Linked DNA regions of Mus musculus: region 1 is linked to region 2. A link is a loop called in an ENCODE intact Hi-C map of the cell type or tissue named here. Cell type or tissue: heart. All regions are shown on one strand.

The links. Hi-C counts contacts between places; a loop is a spot of excess contacts. Peaks named below come from ENCODE experiments on the same cell type or tissue, not always from the same donor. Only the 100,000 strongest peaks of a DNase experiment are listed, where the experiment ranks them.
Region 1: a loop joins it to region 2, with 4 times the contacts of the local background. A loop is called at or near these places in 2 of 42 quality-filtered maps.

Annotation. Positions count from the first base shown.
Region 1 is chr4:131,719,770-131,727,769 of GRCm38, forward strand. No RefSeq gene overlaps it. Among named protein-coding and RNA genes, the nearest start is that of Gm42321, 13 kb to the left of the region's middle. In heart, a CTCF peak has its summit at 3,832 (motif pointing right); a DNase peak (open chromatin) is centred at 2,862; H3K27ac peaks cover 592 bases.
Region 2 is chr4:130,956,330-130,964,329 of GRCm38, forward strand. No RefSeq gene overlaps it. Among named protein-coding and RNA genes, the nearest start is that of Matn1, 16 kb to the left of the region's middle. In heart, a CTCF peak has its summit at 3,959 (motif pointing right); a DNase peak (open chromatin) is centred at 3,952; H3K27me3 peaks cover 1,318 bases.

The sequences.
Region 1 (8,000 bases), 760 kb after region 2:
CCTGGCCAGCACACAAGTTCTGTATCTATCAGGATATAGTCAGAAGACTAGATCACATGGTAATTTTATTGAGGAAAGTTTAATATAAAGGGCTATTAACTACTAATGGGATTAATTACCACAGACTAAAGAGAATCCTAAATGAAACTGAAATGGCCAATATTTGGAGTGCAGGCAGAGTACCCAAGGGAAAAACAAATTTAAAAGACTTCCCACCATGTCCCACCCTGGCAGCCGGCGCTCTGTTTCAGGCCTCCCTGCCAAAGTGGTAGATACAGTGATGAAGCTCGCTGTCGAGGTTAGCGGTAGAAAGCAGCCCCCCCCCCCCCCGCTGTTCAAGCAAGCTTGCTGCTTTCTGCTCCCGAGGGAGCAGGACACCTGCTGGGTGATCCCCCTCTGTGCTTAGAGATAGCAATAGGCTAGGGCAGTTGTAAGAGTTAACCAGTTCCAGAATGAAGGAACCGCTGAGCAAGTGGAGTCTTTTTATCGTGCTGACCTGTGGTTCGGGCCTTACTGGGGCTGCTTGCGCCTTCTCTTTATTACTATTACCTGCAGGTTCTCATGGGTGACACCCGAGCCTTAGAGAAGAGACTAAGACTGAGATCTCAGCCTCTCCTGGGTCTATGCCCCAGTGTGGTGGTACCAAGATGCCCTTTCTACTTGTATGAAGCAAGAAGCCACTTCTCCTGTCTCTGCATCAAATACACAGGGAAACTGGACCAGAGACGTACATGGTGTCACACAGCAAGAGGGACAAAAGCTGGTCCGGGTCTTCCCGGAAGCCTTCTCCCGGCAGAAGCCTGGCAAAGATGGGAGCCATAGTCATTTTGGATCACACAAACAAGTCAACCCTTCGTGACCGCACAGCCTGCAGCTTCTCCCTCCATTCCTTTCCTCCTCCTGGTCTGAGGCCGTTGTGACCTGTGCTTTTATGATTAATCATTTCACAGTAAATCTCCACTTACTCTCCCACCAGGTCACCCAAGCTGGCTCTTTATTGTTAAGTAAATAATGCAGGTAGCTTGTGCCACGCTGTGGCCAGCTCTGAGGACCCAGTCAGTGGGAGGAGCAGCTGGAGGAACCTGGGGGAGCCACAGGCTCTGTAGACAGAAAATAATCACAAGACGACAGGTGTGTGGGCACGACTCCTTGAAAACGGGAAAGCTGTAATGAAATCGGCTTTTCCTCCAAAGCTCTAGGTGAGATTTTAAATGAACAGGATAAACTTGGGGGCTGTGCCTGGGCTCAGGGACAAGAACTTAACTTAATCTTTGCACCACTGCTTGACAATGAGACCACAGTCTACAGCCCACCAGGCCCTCCTTAATGTTAGCCGGGCTAATCAAGCCACCTGGTTGATGAGGTCCAGAAGCGCTGGCAGAGGTGCCCTGGTGATGGCCCCAATGGAGCCTGGGGAGATCTCTCCTACCTCCAGCTTCCTTCTTCTCTGATTGTCTAAAAGGAAAATGGTAGTGGGCAAGAAACCAGGAGATGGGATGCTCAGCCCATTGTGGACAGGGTTTTCGGGAGGACCTTGTCCCTTGGTTCCGCTGTTCCTAGAATTGGTCAGATGTCCCCCCACTTCCCCCTCCCAGGCCTGTACCATCAGACTCTTGCTACCCAGACCCTTCCAGGTATCTCTGCAAGACGTAGAGACCCGAGTCACTGTCTCCAGGTGGCGATGTCCTCTCCTGCTTCAAACCTTAAACCTAAGCACGCATGCCAAAGACAGGAAGTCCAAAGCTCCAACCACTCCCCAACCCTTGTCATCCTGCAACTTGCGGCTTGAAAAGGCATGCCGGTGAGTGACAGTGGCCGCCATATGCTTGGTTTCTGAATCCTCCCCGTCTCCATCCCAGGCACCAATTCCCATCTAAGTGCCAGGCGCAAAGTCCACGGGGATCATAGCACGTACTGCCCACAAGGAGCCAAAGAGAGAGAAACTACAGGGGATCTCTGACTTACAATGGGATTACTTCCTGATCCATCCACCCTATATGGAGAATACTGCAAAGCTGACCATCATAAGTCAGGTAACTGAGAACCGCCAAGTGAGGACTAGACTAAGTGTTCAGAGTGGCCCCATTTCTAGTTTCCTGTACCTCTCATGGGCTGTGATAACCAGATCCTGATTGCAAGGAGAGAAAGATTTGCTCCTGTTGGCCCTTCCTCGAAGTCCCCAGAGGGTCCTCAGAGCTGTCCCCACAGGCTGAACCAATCAAGTTAGGACCATAGGGCCAGAGTACTGCCACATAAGGGAGGGTCTGTGAACAGCAGATACATATGAGGAGGGACCTGTAGCTGCTTGAGGGAGGACATCAGGACCTAAGAAAGAAAGCCACCAAGATTAATGGCTTGTGACAAAAGGAACTGCCGAGGCTTTACAGGTCAGAGAAAGTTCTGGAGTTTGGACTCCCTCCTGGAGGGAGGTCAAATGTCAATTCCTTATCTTATTTCCCATGAGTTTTGTCCAGCTTAGTGCAGGCCACCAGCTTCCTTCCTGGTGTTCAGATTGTCACTGTCTGACAGATTAAAGCACACAGTTGATTTTAGAGTCCCTGGGACCAAAAGCCCCCACACACACCCCCCCAAGAAGCTGGGTCCCCAGGTCAGGACTCCTCTGAAGTGGGATAAGCTTGTGGCCACAGACAATTCCCTTGCAGCCTCTGAGATTGCCTTGGTTGCCAGTGGTAACAGTGTCAAGTTCACACGTATGTGAGGCATGCCCTGCTGCTCCTCACCTCTTTGCTCTCAGTGCGGTGACCGTTGGTGACCTGGGTGGGAGCAGATACCAGCCAGTGAGAAGGAAGAAGGAACATTTCAAAGTCAAACATTCAGCAGGCCTTGGCTTGAAACCACCTCGGGTTCAGATCCAGGTCAGGCAGCTCCTGCTGAGCCCCGGCTACCCAAGCCCTGTCTCCTCTCTTGCAACTCCACCTTAGCTCCTGAACCTGGGCCACGGCACAGCAGAAACCTGGAAGCTAGCCAGCATGCTCGGTGGGTAGGTGGGGCAGCATCCAGACAGCAGGGAACTCTGTGTGTCTCTGTGTGTCTGTGTGTGTCTCTGTGTGTCTGTGTGTGTGTATGTGAGCACGCGGGCGCACACCCATGTGCATTCTGGGGTCATGCAGACAGACAAATACACAATGTTGACCTAGCCTGTCTTCTCTTCAGACCTGCCTTCTCCTACTTCCACATAAGGCCTTGGCCACACCCTAACCCCCACCCCCAGATTCCTCCCCTGAAATAGACTCATCCACCTGCCCTGGGGAGTATTGAAGGTTTCAGAGAAGAGACCTGGGAAGGGACTTCCAGGTGCCTGGCTTAAGCCAGCCTCCCTCTTCTCAGCCCCAACCGACACAAGCTGACTCTATCTTAGATCCCTGCCCTTCCTCCTGCCACTACAGAGCCACCATTCTGGACCCAGATGGCCCAGACGTGGCACTGCCAGTCCCTTAATTTCTTCATACCATCCTGTGTCTTCTCTCCACAAACGGTCAAGAGAATGGGAAGACACCCACCTGCATCTGTTCCACATTATCTCAGAACCAGCCTCAGGACCACCTGACACAAGACTTTAAACTCTAGACCAATGGTTCTTATCCTGTAGGTTACAATTCCTAACAGTAGCGAAATTGTAGTTATGAAGTAGCAACAAAATAATTATATGGGTCAGGGGAGGTGTCACCACAACACTAGGAACTGTGTCGCAACATCAGGATGGTGGAGAACCACTGCTCTAGACCAAAATCTGCTCGCGGTACTAAGGTTGTCACTGCATATATCCCTGCTATGAAAGGCTCTTCACCCAGTGAACTGCGGCTGCCTCCAGCCACACGGGGGCAGTGTGGGTCTTGGCTCGTCGCTCTATTTACTGTGACCCAAATTGGTCACAGTAAATGGCTTCATTTCATCCTTAGAGCAGCCTTCCCTCACTAGTGAGGAAACAGGTTCAGAGAGGTTAAGCAACTTGGCCAAGGTCACACAGGAAGCCGAAACCAGGATTTGTGTTCTTCTGACCTACTGCTGCCTCCAGTGTTTTTCTCAATGCGTCTGGACAAGGTGACTCAGCCCCCCACTTTGAGTCTGCAGCATGTGCCTTCCTGAGATCCAACTGGGAGCCGCCTGCTGCCCCCAAACTGGCATATGCTTCTTTGGAACCAGAGGCCCCAGTCTGAGTTGCCAGATGTCCATGTTGGTGCCAGCAGCAAAGACCAGGAAGGGGAACAGCAAGCAAGAGAAAGATTGATTAATTCACTGAGAAATGGAGACAGAGCCACGGGGATGGGTTTCAGCACACCCTAAGCCAAAGGCACGTCTGTACTCTCACGTACACACACACACATATACACACACACACACACACACACACATATGCAGGAACACATGCATGCACGTAAACACACGTTCTTTCATGGAAGGAAAGAACGCACAAATGGTGAAGGATTTGGGGTGGTTTGGAAATGAGCCACCTGGTAAAGAGGAAGATGAGAGGGAAAGGGGAGAGAAAAAGAGACAAGGAAAACAAGGGATACCTGAAAGGAGACAAAAATAGAAAATATGAACACAGATTGAAAGAGAGAGGGGGAAGAGATGAGAGAGAGCTTGTAGGAGATAAAATTAGAGAGAGGAACAGTCTGCAGGAAGAGAGACTAACAGCCCATCACCCCACTCACACAGAGATGGAGGCAAACATGGGGAGACACAGGCTATGTGCTATGGCACGCAGAAGGATAGAGGAGCAAGGACAGGGATGTGATAAAGGCTACCGAGGGACAAGATTAAGGCAGGCATGCTACCAGAGATAAAGAGAACAGGGATGGCAGCAGGAGAAAGCAGAGATTGAGGCAGGAGGGAGGTGACCCCTCACTCACCCACCGCAGTGCTCCTGGCTGCCCCTGCAGTGCTCCAGGCTTCTCCTGCAGTGCTCCAGGCTTCCCCTGCAGTGCTCCAGGCTGCCCCTGCAGTGCTCCAGGCTGCCCCTGCAGTGCTCCAGGCTGCCCCTCCTTAGCTCGCTGAGCTACCCAAGAAGCTAATTCCAGAGGCCAGCAACCAGACATGCTCTGTGCCCTGTCCCCACCTGAGTCCCCACAAGGACAAAGATGGGCAGCATAGGGCTCTTCTCAGTCCTGGCTATGAACCAGGCACACTGAAAGACAGAGAGAGCTGCCTGGGCTTAGAGCCACAGGGTCCCACCTGCAGGTTTCTAGCTAAGACTGTTGGAGGGCAGCACAGTCCAAAATGCCCACAAGGATGAGATGCAGCCTCTGTCCACGGAGTCCCAACATGGGAAACATCAGGTCTGGGTTCCAATGTCGTCTCTACTGGCTGCAACAGGCCTGGCATCAGTCACTTGGTCTGCTGCACACCTCAGTGGCAAGAATACTCACACCCCTGCTCCTCAGGTTGGTGAAGGAACTAGGTGCATATGTCAGTATTGCACAAAATCTGTCTCACCAGGAAAATCTGGAAAACTCGGAGATAAAGGTAAAAAAAAAAAAAAAAATGAGAGGCAGCCAAGATGAGTGCCCCAGAGTATACGGTCCTAGGAAGGGTGAGGCCATTGTAGCCAATTTGCTGATTACGTCCGAAGAAGGCTTGGAATGTAGAGAGCATGCACAGCTGTTGTAGCCACCACCAGGGGAACAGATGTGAGCAATAGGGTAGAGCAAGACCGTCTTCAGAGCATAGAGATCATTAGAGTTGGGATACACTCATCGACAAGTGTCACAGATGGGGAAACTGAGACCCAGAAATGAATCAACATGCCCAATCTCACTCAGTTGGCAAGGATTCAACTTAGCATTTGAATCCAGGTCTGGGTGCCCACCCACCCCCTCTTTGCCCAGCTGTAGGTCAGTAACTTGAAGGCAAATACAGAGGCTCAGGCAGGCAAGAGAGAGAACCTTGGATCATCAAAGTTTGTTTTTCCTGACAGTTGACATCCCCGGAACAAAGCCCAGGCAGGAGGGTGAGAAGCAGGAGTCAGTGTCTGTGCAGGGCACCAGGGTGGGGCAAGAAGGAATCACCTAACTGGCCTCAGAGTTCAAAGGCAGGGGTCTGGCCCCAAGTGCAGTCCTCTACTGACAAGGTACAAGAGGATCTCCCTTAGACCTTCAGGGGTTTTCTGACCTCATGTTAGAATGAGGATCACTGATCTGTGTTTAGACACTTGTCGGTGAGTGTATCCCAACCCTAATGAACTCTATGCTCCGAAGACGGTCTTGTTCTATCCTATTGCTTACACCCAGGGCCTGTTCCCACCAGTGGCCACAACAGCTATGCATGTTCTCTACATTCCAAAGCCTAAACACATAAAGGGTGATGTTTGGTGTCTTAGTTAGGATTACTATTGCTATGATGAAACACTATGACTGAAAGCAACGTGTGGAGAAAAAGGGTTTATTTAATCCACGGTTCCACCGTAACAGGTTCATCATCCAAGGCAGCAAGGGCAGGAACTCAACCAGGACAGGAACCTGGAGGCAGGAGCTGATTCAGAGGCCATGGAGGGGTGCTGTTCACTGGACTGCTCTCATGGCTTGCTCAGTCAGATTTCTCATAGACCCAGGACCGCCCACCCAGGGATAGCCACAGGCACAATAGGCTGAGCCCACTCCCATCAATCACTAGTTAAGAAAATGCCCTCTAGCTGAGCACTGGTGGCCTACACCTTTTATCCCAGCACTTGGAGGCAGTGGCGGGTAGATCTCGGTAAATTCAAGGCCATCCTGGTCTACAGAGAGAGTTTCAGAACAGCCAGGGCTGCAGAGAAAAGCCTGTCTTGAAAAACCAAAAATAAAAAAAGAAAGACAGGAAGGAAGGGAGGAAGGAAAGAAGGAAAGTAGGGAGAGAGAAAAAGAAAGAAAGAGAGAGAAACACACACACACCCGCCACAGGCTTGCCTATAGTCTTATTTTATTGAGCATTTTTTTCAATTGAGAAAATTCCTCTCCAGGGACTCTACTTTGTGTCAAGTTGACATAAAATGAGCCCATAGACTCCAGGAGGTCTAACTTATGGAATTGGAGCAGGGGTAAATGTTCCAGGCACATGTGCACATTAGTAATGCGTAATGATAACTGTGGTTCGATTCCCACACACCTCTGAGGAGGGAGGACTGCCCACCGAGGCATTCATTCTTTTGGACATCTGAACGTGTTTAGGTATTCTAGGGTAGGGGTAAAGAACTGGTGCTCCAAAGGCCCCCAGCAAAGGAATCAAGGGCAAGGCAGTGTGACCAAGGGGATTAGCACACTATCAGTAATCAATCACAGAGTGTGGCAGGAGTAGTGATAAAATGTGCATGATTCCTGAATCTGAGGGATGAGAGAGACAGAGAGAGATAACAGACAGACAGACAGACCAGGAGAGTAGCCCAAATGCAATGGTTCTATGCATTTTCCTGGAGAGAAGATCCATGGTTTCTACCAGGTTATCAAGAAGGACTATATTAGTCAGGCTAGGCTAGCATCCTGCTGTGGTAACAAACAGCCCCAAATCTCACTAGCTGTGATGTCATGTCGCTGTGTCTCACAAGCTGCAGTGTGAGTCAGGCAACTCTCCAAGACCACTTGTCCTCTGTGTGAGACCCTGGGATCCAGGCTGCTTTGATCTTGAGCCCCAGTCGTCTCAGCTGGCCACCTTCAAGATCAACAGAGGGCTTTAGAGATAGCTCAGTAGGTAAAATGCTTGCCACACAAGCATGGGGATCTAATGAGATGCCCAGAATTCATGTAACGCTAAGGTTGGCAGTGTATATCTATAATCCTGGTGATCCTGCAGTAAGTGCACACACTGCACACACACACACACACACACACACACATGCGCATATATACAAGATAATTAGATGAAAGATAGATGGAAGGATGGGTGGATGGATAGATGGATGGATGGATGGATGAAAGATAGATGATAGGTAAAAGATAGATAAATAGATAGACAGACAGACAGACAGACAGATAGACAAATAGACAGATCTCAAACAAAGAAGAAGA
Region 2 (8,000 bases):
CAGCCGTGGAAAGGAAATCCGAGCCCTGTAGCCTGGCCTAACAACAACGTAGAGGGACATTCTCCAGCCTCAGCAACTCCCCTGGGCCTCTGTGACTGACTGGCCTGTACAGGCTGGACTTCTGGGGCCTCTCGTATGGGCCAGGAGACTACCCCTGCATGTGCACTTTGGCTTGCCCAGTGTCTGTTCCTTATGGGAAACACAGTGCCCTTGTGTTGGGGGACTTGCCAGCAGAGCCCTCTGGCTTTTCACACGATGCCTGTGCTCAGGGCTTCTGGAGAGTGGATGGCAGGGTTTGGAAGCTGCAGTTTCTCTAGGATAGCCTTGTCTATGTTCCTTGCTGCGCCACCCTGCTGATCCCAGGGCTCAGGTATCAAGGAGAATCGAGTATGGAGTCTTTTGGGACAGTGGCTGTCTCCACAACTCAGTCATTCAACAAATGTAGCGGACCCAGGCCAGCTGTGGGGAGAATGAAGCCGAAAGGAAGAGCCTCACTTTGCCAATGTTGTGTGATCCTGGACCAATTATGGGTCTTGGGCCCTCCTCGGTGAAATGGAGAGATGCTCAAGGCCCCTTTAAAGAGCCCTAAACTGAAGCAAACAAGTAGAGAAGTACCCGTGGGCACTGCCCGTTAGAGAGGCCACCAGGCCCTGAGTATCCAGGAAGTGTCTCCCAGGGAGGCACGGGTAGAGGGTTTAGGATCCCAGGGTGTGAATCTCCTTCCAGCATCCTTGGCTATTCGCTGGGGCCCTGCGTCCTCTCACAAGATACCCAGGCCCAGGGCTTCCAGAGAGGCAAGGGCTGGGTAATCTTGGGTAGGACCTGCTGGACACATATAGGTTTATAAGGAGAGGGTTGAAGAGCCTTGGCAGCCAGGCAAAGCCCTTTGAGGACCCAGGGTCTGAGGCACCTGAGGGAGAGGGTGGGGCTTGGTGGAAGGAGAGCAGAGGAGCCCGGTTCATAAAGCAGCTCTCCCGTATTGCCAGGCTCATTCATGCACGCATTTCACATTAGTGAAGCCACGCGGAAGGCAGCATGCACACTGGGTGCTTGGGATAAGATGGAAAATGCCCCGTGGCCTCTGATATTTTTCACTTACGGTGCTGGGGAAGGGCCACAGGCATGAGAAAGAACCATGTGGAGATGCTAGCCAGGATTGGAGAGGAGAGCAGGCTGTGGCAGGGGTCGGAGGCTCCCGTGTCCGGGGAAGCCTGGGGCTGAGATGGTGAAGGCATCCGGGCTCAGCATTGACATAGGCAGGGAAGGTGAGAAGAATAAGCAGAGGCAGGGACAAGCATGTGGAAAGTCCTGGGGTGGGATAGCAGGCTGGAGTAAGCTCCACAGGGCCAGCGGGAAGCCAGGGCCCAGGAGGGGCTTGAGAGACTGTGTACTGGTTGCCTTGAACTGGTCTTGAATTTTGGGTTTAATCCAGAGGGTGGTCAGAAGCCGTCAGGACTTTTAGGTGAGGGAGAGACTCTTACACGCGTTCGCTTTGGCACATGCGCAGATTATTTGTTTACCACTTAGAACACAGGATGTCAGCGCCATCTTGCAACGGCGAATGTGAGGGCGGCTTCCTACAAGAGACGTTGCCAGGTCCCTCTTGTACAAGTGTGACTTGGTACGCCTCCCTTAAACAAGAGATGCAGTTGGAGGTGGACGGGATCCAGTATCCACGTCTAGGGAAGGACGGTGACTTTGAAGCTGGACCCGCTGTCCTGCCGGATCCCAGGCAAGGCTGTTGGCAGAAAGCATTGAGACCCCTGGGCTAGGCTTGGACCTTTGATTGCAGGGAGAGCAGGGAAGCCACTCACAAGCTGTCCCACCACCCCAGGGAGGCAGAATTTATGTCCTTATTCTGGGGTCGTACGGGACTCATCCAGGTGAGTTCAGAAGTGGGGAGTTCTAGTTTACCCAGCACTGATGCAGGAACAAGGCACATCACCCCTCAGCACACAGGATGGGCTCAGCAGACTTAAGGGTCACCCTAATTCTTAGGAGCAGGTTCACAGCTGGACTAGGCTGTTCTTTGAAGAGCAGCTGTTCCCCCGTGCCCCTCCCCCATGCCGGAGGACCAGGTTGTTCACAGGGAGTGAGGACCCCAGTAAGCAGACAGCAGGGTAGAGGGCACACAGTCAGGGAAACTGACAAGGTCCAGTGCCAGGAGGGGCCAGAGAGCAAAGGTCAGGAGAGGCATGAGGCAAGAGCTTCGCTTGGTGTGAGACCATAACTGCCCCCAGACCCAACAAATGGAGTGCTTATGAGTGTGCGTGTGCGTGTGCGTGTGCGTGTGTGTGTGTGTGTGTGTGCATGTGTGTGTGTGTGCTTGCAGTAGGCTGCTCCAGGAGGAAGAATTTTTGCAGCAGAAGACTTTGGGAAGCAGATGGGGGAGGCAGCTGGCCAGTTTCTCAGGAGTCCATCTCAGGCCCTGGAGGTTGGGACAGATGATCAGTGCTCTGGATTGCTGATGACAAGAATTTTAGCTAAGAAAGTATCTGAGGGGGTCTATGCCTGAAGGCCCTATGTTCAGCGATGTTATTGGGCCCCATCTTTCTTTGCCTTTGGCTCTGGTCTCCATTCTGATTGGACACTTCCTGCGTGGGGAGGGCTCTCCCCAAGATGCCAAAGGCTCTGTAGGTTTGAAACTCCTTCAAGATCCAAGTTCACAGGGGTTGGCTTCGTTGACTCCGACTGGGCACTCTGCCTATCCTTGAGCTATCACTGTAATCAGGAACTCCATGCTCTGGCTGGCCAGCCAGGTCTGGGACTCTGTTCATTTGTATAGTAGGGAGAAGTGAGTGTGTGTGTGGGTCAGAGACAAAAGTTGTCTTAGGATGGAAGAGCTAGGCAATGGTTCCACGAGGAGGAGAGGCTGTCACCACATGCCAAGGCAGGGCACTTGGAGGGCAGAAGCCACAGATGTCCCTGATGTGTGGGGATGGGGACCCTGTGTGGTTCATTTCCTGTGTGGTTTTTTTAGAACCTGCCCTTTCACCTTGTGTTCCAATGGGTAAAGCATCAGCTTCGTGGGTTTTCCTGCTCTAAATCCTGGCACTAACTTATCTCTCTTCTCCCCAAGTTTGCTTCAGGTCTTGGTAACAGCCCCCCCTTGTCTCTCCCTGCCTCTCTCCAATCCAGATTTGATTAACCCAAGGCTATAAACAAATCTCAGAACCATGGAACCCAAGCGACTTCCAGGCAGCCAGGGTCTATCTATTCCCACAATTTTTTTTAAACTGAATTTCACATAGACACACAGGACTAAACTAATCAGGATTTTGCAAAAAGAAAAAAAAAAAACGTCTTTCTTTCCTTGGGCAACAGTGGGATCTCCCGGCCCCGGAGCACGAGGCTAACCAGGTTTCCGAGTCTTGTTTGCATAATGCAATTGGTTACAGGATTTGGCAGGGAGGAGGGTGGCAGGCCTTGAGCAGGATTCCTTCGTGTGTCACCTCTTGTTAATTACATGGTTCCCTCCTGGGTCCACAGCTTTTGAAATGAAACAGGAGGCACGCAGAACCCCAGTCCCACGGCTGTCCCAGAGGCCTGTGAGATTAACACAAAAGAGGACGGGGGCCTGGATCTGGAGAGAGTGTAGCTGGTGAAAGGCTTGCCTAGCTGCACAGGAAGCCCTGGGTCCATCTCTAGCACTGAATACATTCCGAGTGTGATGTCAAGTGAGTGGGAGTCTAGTACTTGGGAGGTGGAGGCAGGGGGATTTGAAGTTCAAGGTCATCCTTGCCAACATATCAACTTTGGGTTTGGGGATGGAACTAGACCTACGACGCTGTAACAGAAGTAAAACAGCCTGCAGGGTGCAGTGAGCACTGTTGTCTCTCCCCACCAGCTCCTCCCCCCAGCTCAGAGAGGTCAAACAACAGACTCCAAACTGCACAGCAAGAAGCTAGACAAATGTGATCCTATGATTGCAGGGTCTGGAGCTGCTATGGAGAATCTGGCCACCAGGTGGCGCCATCAGCTCAGGAATGGGGCTGTCCGACCAGGGAGGACCCTTCAGCGAGAGCTCTTTCAGCTGAGTTCTGTCCTGACACTGAAGGCACCTGTCGCACCTAACCTCTTTACTCCCTAAGGTTCCTGAGGGGATAGTGCTATTTCTGAAGTCTCTCCGTGGCCGCAGGTCTCCTCAGAGGCATCCAGCCCTCTCCTTCCCATCTCTCCCAAGCTCTAAGAGGTGTCTCAGGTCCAGGCCAGATGTGTCTCCATGTCCCTGGGTCTGTCCCACGTCACTGCAAATTTAACATTTATCCCTAAATGCTGAGGTGAGGTGGTGTCCAAGAGGCAGTGTCTCAAGGATCACAAATCTCAGCCCCAAGTCCTGGTGTGAGACAGCACTGTCCCTGGTGTGACTGAGAGACAGAGGCGCCTGCCCGCCTTGTTTCCTGGCCCTTCCGTAGTAGTAACAGGAAGTGGCTTATAAATGGCCATTTATAGTAGTTTACAATACACAGTATATAGTAAAATATATACTAGATTTATATAGCCACGTGCAATGATATACAGTATAAATGTAATAGAAACACAGACAGATATACAACAGAAATAAATATAATGTTCAGTGTCACAGAACAGCCTGCTCATGATGCATTTCCATAAATATAATTAGCGGGCATAAACTGACGAATAGCTGTTCTGCTCGCCGAGCGTTGCTCTAGGAAACGCTAATCTCATTTGTTCCTGAGATCCTCTGAGTGGGACGTCTCTGTCTCACAGGAGGGTCAGTGGGGCTCTAGGTGGGTGGGGGTGGGGAGAGATGGAACACGGTAGCGGTTCCCGTATTTGAACCCATGCCTGTCAGCTTCCTGGTTTGGTTGTCCCATCCCTGCTGGCTCTGCCCCTGGGCCTGCTCCAGCTTGGCCATGTCCAGTCAGGCCCCTCACTGTTCATAGCTTCATTCCTTCCTTATCCTGTATGCTGGCACTGCTGTAGGAGGGAGGTGGCCACCCTGCAGGATTTTCTCATTTTCCAGTATTAGACTACTCCACGTGGTTTCCTGTGTTAATTCTAGGCAGGATTCTGGGGACAGTAGGTCTCCCCCCCCCCTACACTCTACCCCATCTCTGTCCTGTGGGTGATGCAAATAGGGGCTCTGACTGCCAGGAGCTGAAGTGTTGAGGTACCTGCATCCCATTATCAGGGGCCACTGTGGCCATTCTTACTCATTTCCCCAAGAGGCCTTAATTCATGTGGCTTGTGCTCAGTTGACCCAAGCCAGGAGTAGCAGCAAAGATGGAGCCTTCCCAAGCAAAAGAGGAACCTGGCTGACCTGGGCTGTGCTGGGCCGGAGAGGGCAAACCTACCTACCTGCCACGTACTCCCCCCTCCCTCATCTCCTCTGCTCTCCCTCCTCCCAGGCACATTCCCTCCTCCCAGTTTTCTCTGTCCCTTACCCCTCCCAGTTTTTTATTTTCTCTTTCCTCCTCCCAGGAGGTGGGTTGCTCACCAGGGATAGGAGAAGGAGTCTGGGTCAGGCATGGGCAAACATTTCCTATTTTTCTATTTTACCAGCCATGTATTTATTTTAATGGGCATCAGAGAAAAACCCCATAAGCAATTAGCACATCAAGGCTTTATTTCATGGACATTACTGCTCAGGGTGAGGCAAATTGGAAAACGAGCCCATTTCAGGTTTAAAGGGACCACAAAGTGATGTATACGGGGGCTGGGTGGTGGGAAACAGGGAAGAGAGCTTGGGGCGGGGGTGCGCTGGAGATGTCTGTGCTTCCTCAAGACAAGTGACCCGAATTCATCCTGGTTCTGTCTATGACCAAAGGCCCTGGGCAAGTCTTTTACCTCCGTGAGCCTCAGTTTCCTTCTCTGTCACGTGGGACAGTGGTAGCAGTTTGTAGGTGTGGCAAGGGTTGCATGTGAGGAGGTGGAGTGCTGACAGAGCTTGACAGGAGGCAGCTTGGGGGCAGTGGAGGTAGCTTATTGTCCTGCTCTGGTGAGGTCACCCACGGCTTCCTTTGAGGATGGGATTTGGGACTCAGTACTCATTCTCTGCAGAGTGTGCCCGAGCAGTCCCCACCGGGACCCCTCGGAACCCCACACTCTGGGTGCAGGGTCCACTTTTCATCTTCTGGGTTGGTGACACAGTAGGCTGAGGCCACAAGGCTCACTGCACAGGGATGTGACTGTGAGGAACAATCAGAAAGGATAGGTCAGCTCCCAAGATGCGGGCGGCCTTTAGCCTATGGGAGGAGTTTGTCCTCCTGTCAAGATCTGTTGGTGAGTGGGTGTGGGTGAGGATGTGGTGGAATCTCTGGGTCTGTGAACCAGCTCTGAGTACCACCATCTACCCACCATTTGTCTGTCCATCCATCCATCCATCCATCCACCCATCCATCCACCCATCCACCTCACCCATTTATTCATCTATCTGTCCATCCATGTGTCTATTCATCTGCCTATTCATCCATCATCTACCATTCATCTCTTCATTCACTGTCTACTCATCCATCTGTAATCTATCCACAATCCATCCATCCATCTGTCTGTCTGCCTGTCTGTCCATCTGTCTGTCCATCCATCCATCCATCCATCCATCCATCTATCCATCTACCCATCATCTACTCACCACCCACTCATTCACCATCTACCTACCATCCATTTGTCTGTCTGTCTGTCTGTCTGTCTGTCCACTCATCCATCTGTCCATCAATCCATCTATCCACCCATTATCTACACACCACCCACTCATTCACCATTTACCCACTATCTAACCAACTACTCATTTACACATGTGTCACTCACTCATCATTTATCCACCTATCCACCATTCACCATTTACCCACTATCCATCTATCTGTCATCTACCTGTCTATCTATCTATCTATCTATCTATCTATCTATCTATCCATCCATCCATCCACCCACCCACTCACCATCAATTCCCCATCCATTCATCCATCTATCTTTCCATCCATCAAATCTAACTACCATCTGTTCGTCCATCATCCTCCTGCCCACCATCCATCCATTCGTCCCCTATCCAGTCAACACCTACTGATTCTCTTTCTCCATCCAGTCACCCATCTATACATTATTATTCCATTGGTCCACATATCCATCCATCTTTCCATCCTCCATTTTCTATCCTCAATCGACGGGGTTAATAGAAGGATTGAAAGAAGGAGGAAGTGATGGAGAGATGGATAGGGATACAGGGACAGTGAATGGGAGGAGAGATGAAGGGATGAAGGAGGAGATGGATAGATAGAGGGAGGGAAAGAGTCATGACAGAGCCAGGAGATTCTGAGTAGGCATGTGTACTGGTGGAAGTCCTGACCTGATTAGCCTTTATTCCAGACTCACCTGTCACTGGATGGTGACATGTCTGGCACACAGGAACCATTTAAACTCTCATCCATCTGGTGTGTGTGTGTGTAGATTAGCATTCTTCACGTAAAAGATGAGAAAGCAGAGGCTGACGGGCCACACATCTCAGGAGGGCAGTGTCATGGTTTGAGCCTCAGTTTCTCCATCCTCACATCTCAGGAGGGTAGTGTCATGGTTTGAGCCTCAGTTTCTCCATCCTCACATCTCAGGAGGGTAGTGTCATGGTTTGAGCCTCAGTTTCTCCATCCTCACATCTCAGGAGGGCAGTGTTATGGTTTGAGCCTCAGTTTCTCCATCCTCACATCTCAGGAGGGCAGTGTTATGGTTCGAGCCTCAGTTTCTCCATCCTCACATCTCAGGAGGGCAGTGTCATGGTTTGAGCCTCGGTTTCTCCGTCCCCACCCCCTCTTTCCTATTCATCTGCCTGATGGGGCTAGCAGCTGCTGGTCATCTCCTGTCTGTGGTTACTAAGGATCATGGACCATCAAAAGCTGGACAGGTCTGAGTAGAACCTTGGCCTTGCCACCAAACAGCTGGTGATGGGCAAACCATATGCCAGCAGACATTCAGTTTTCTCCTCTGAAAAATGGGACCATGTCGTGAGGGTTAGTGTGACACGATATGGATGTGTGCCCCACTACAGC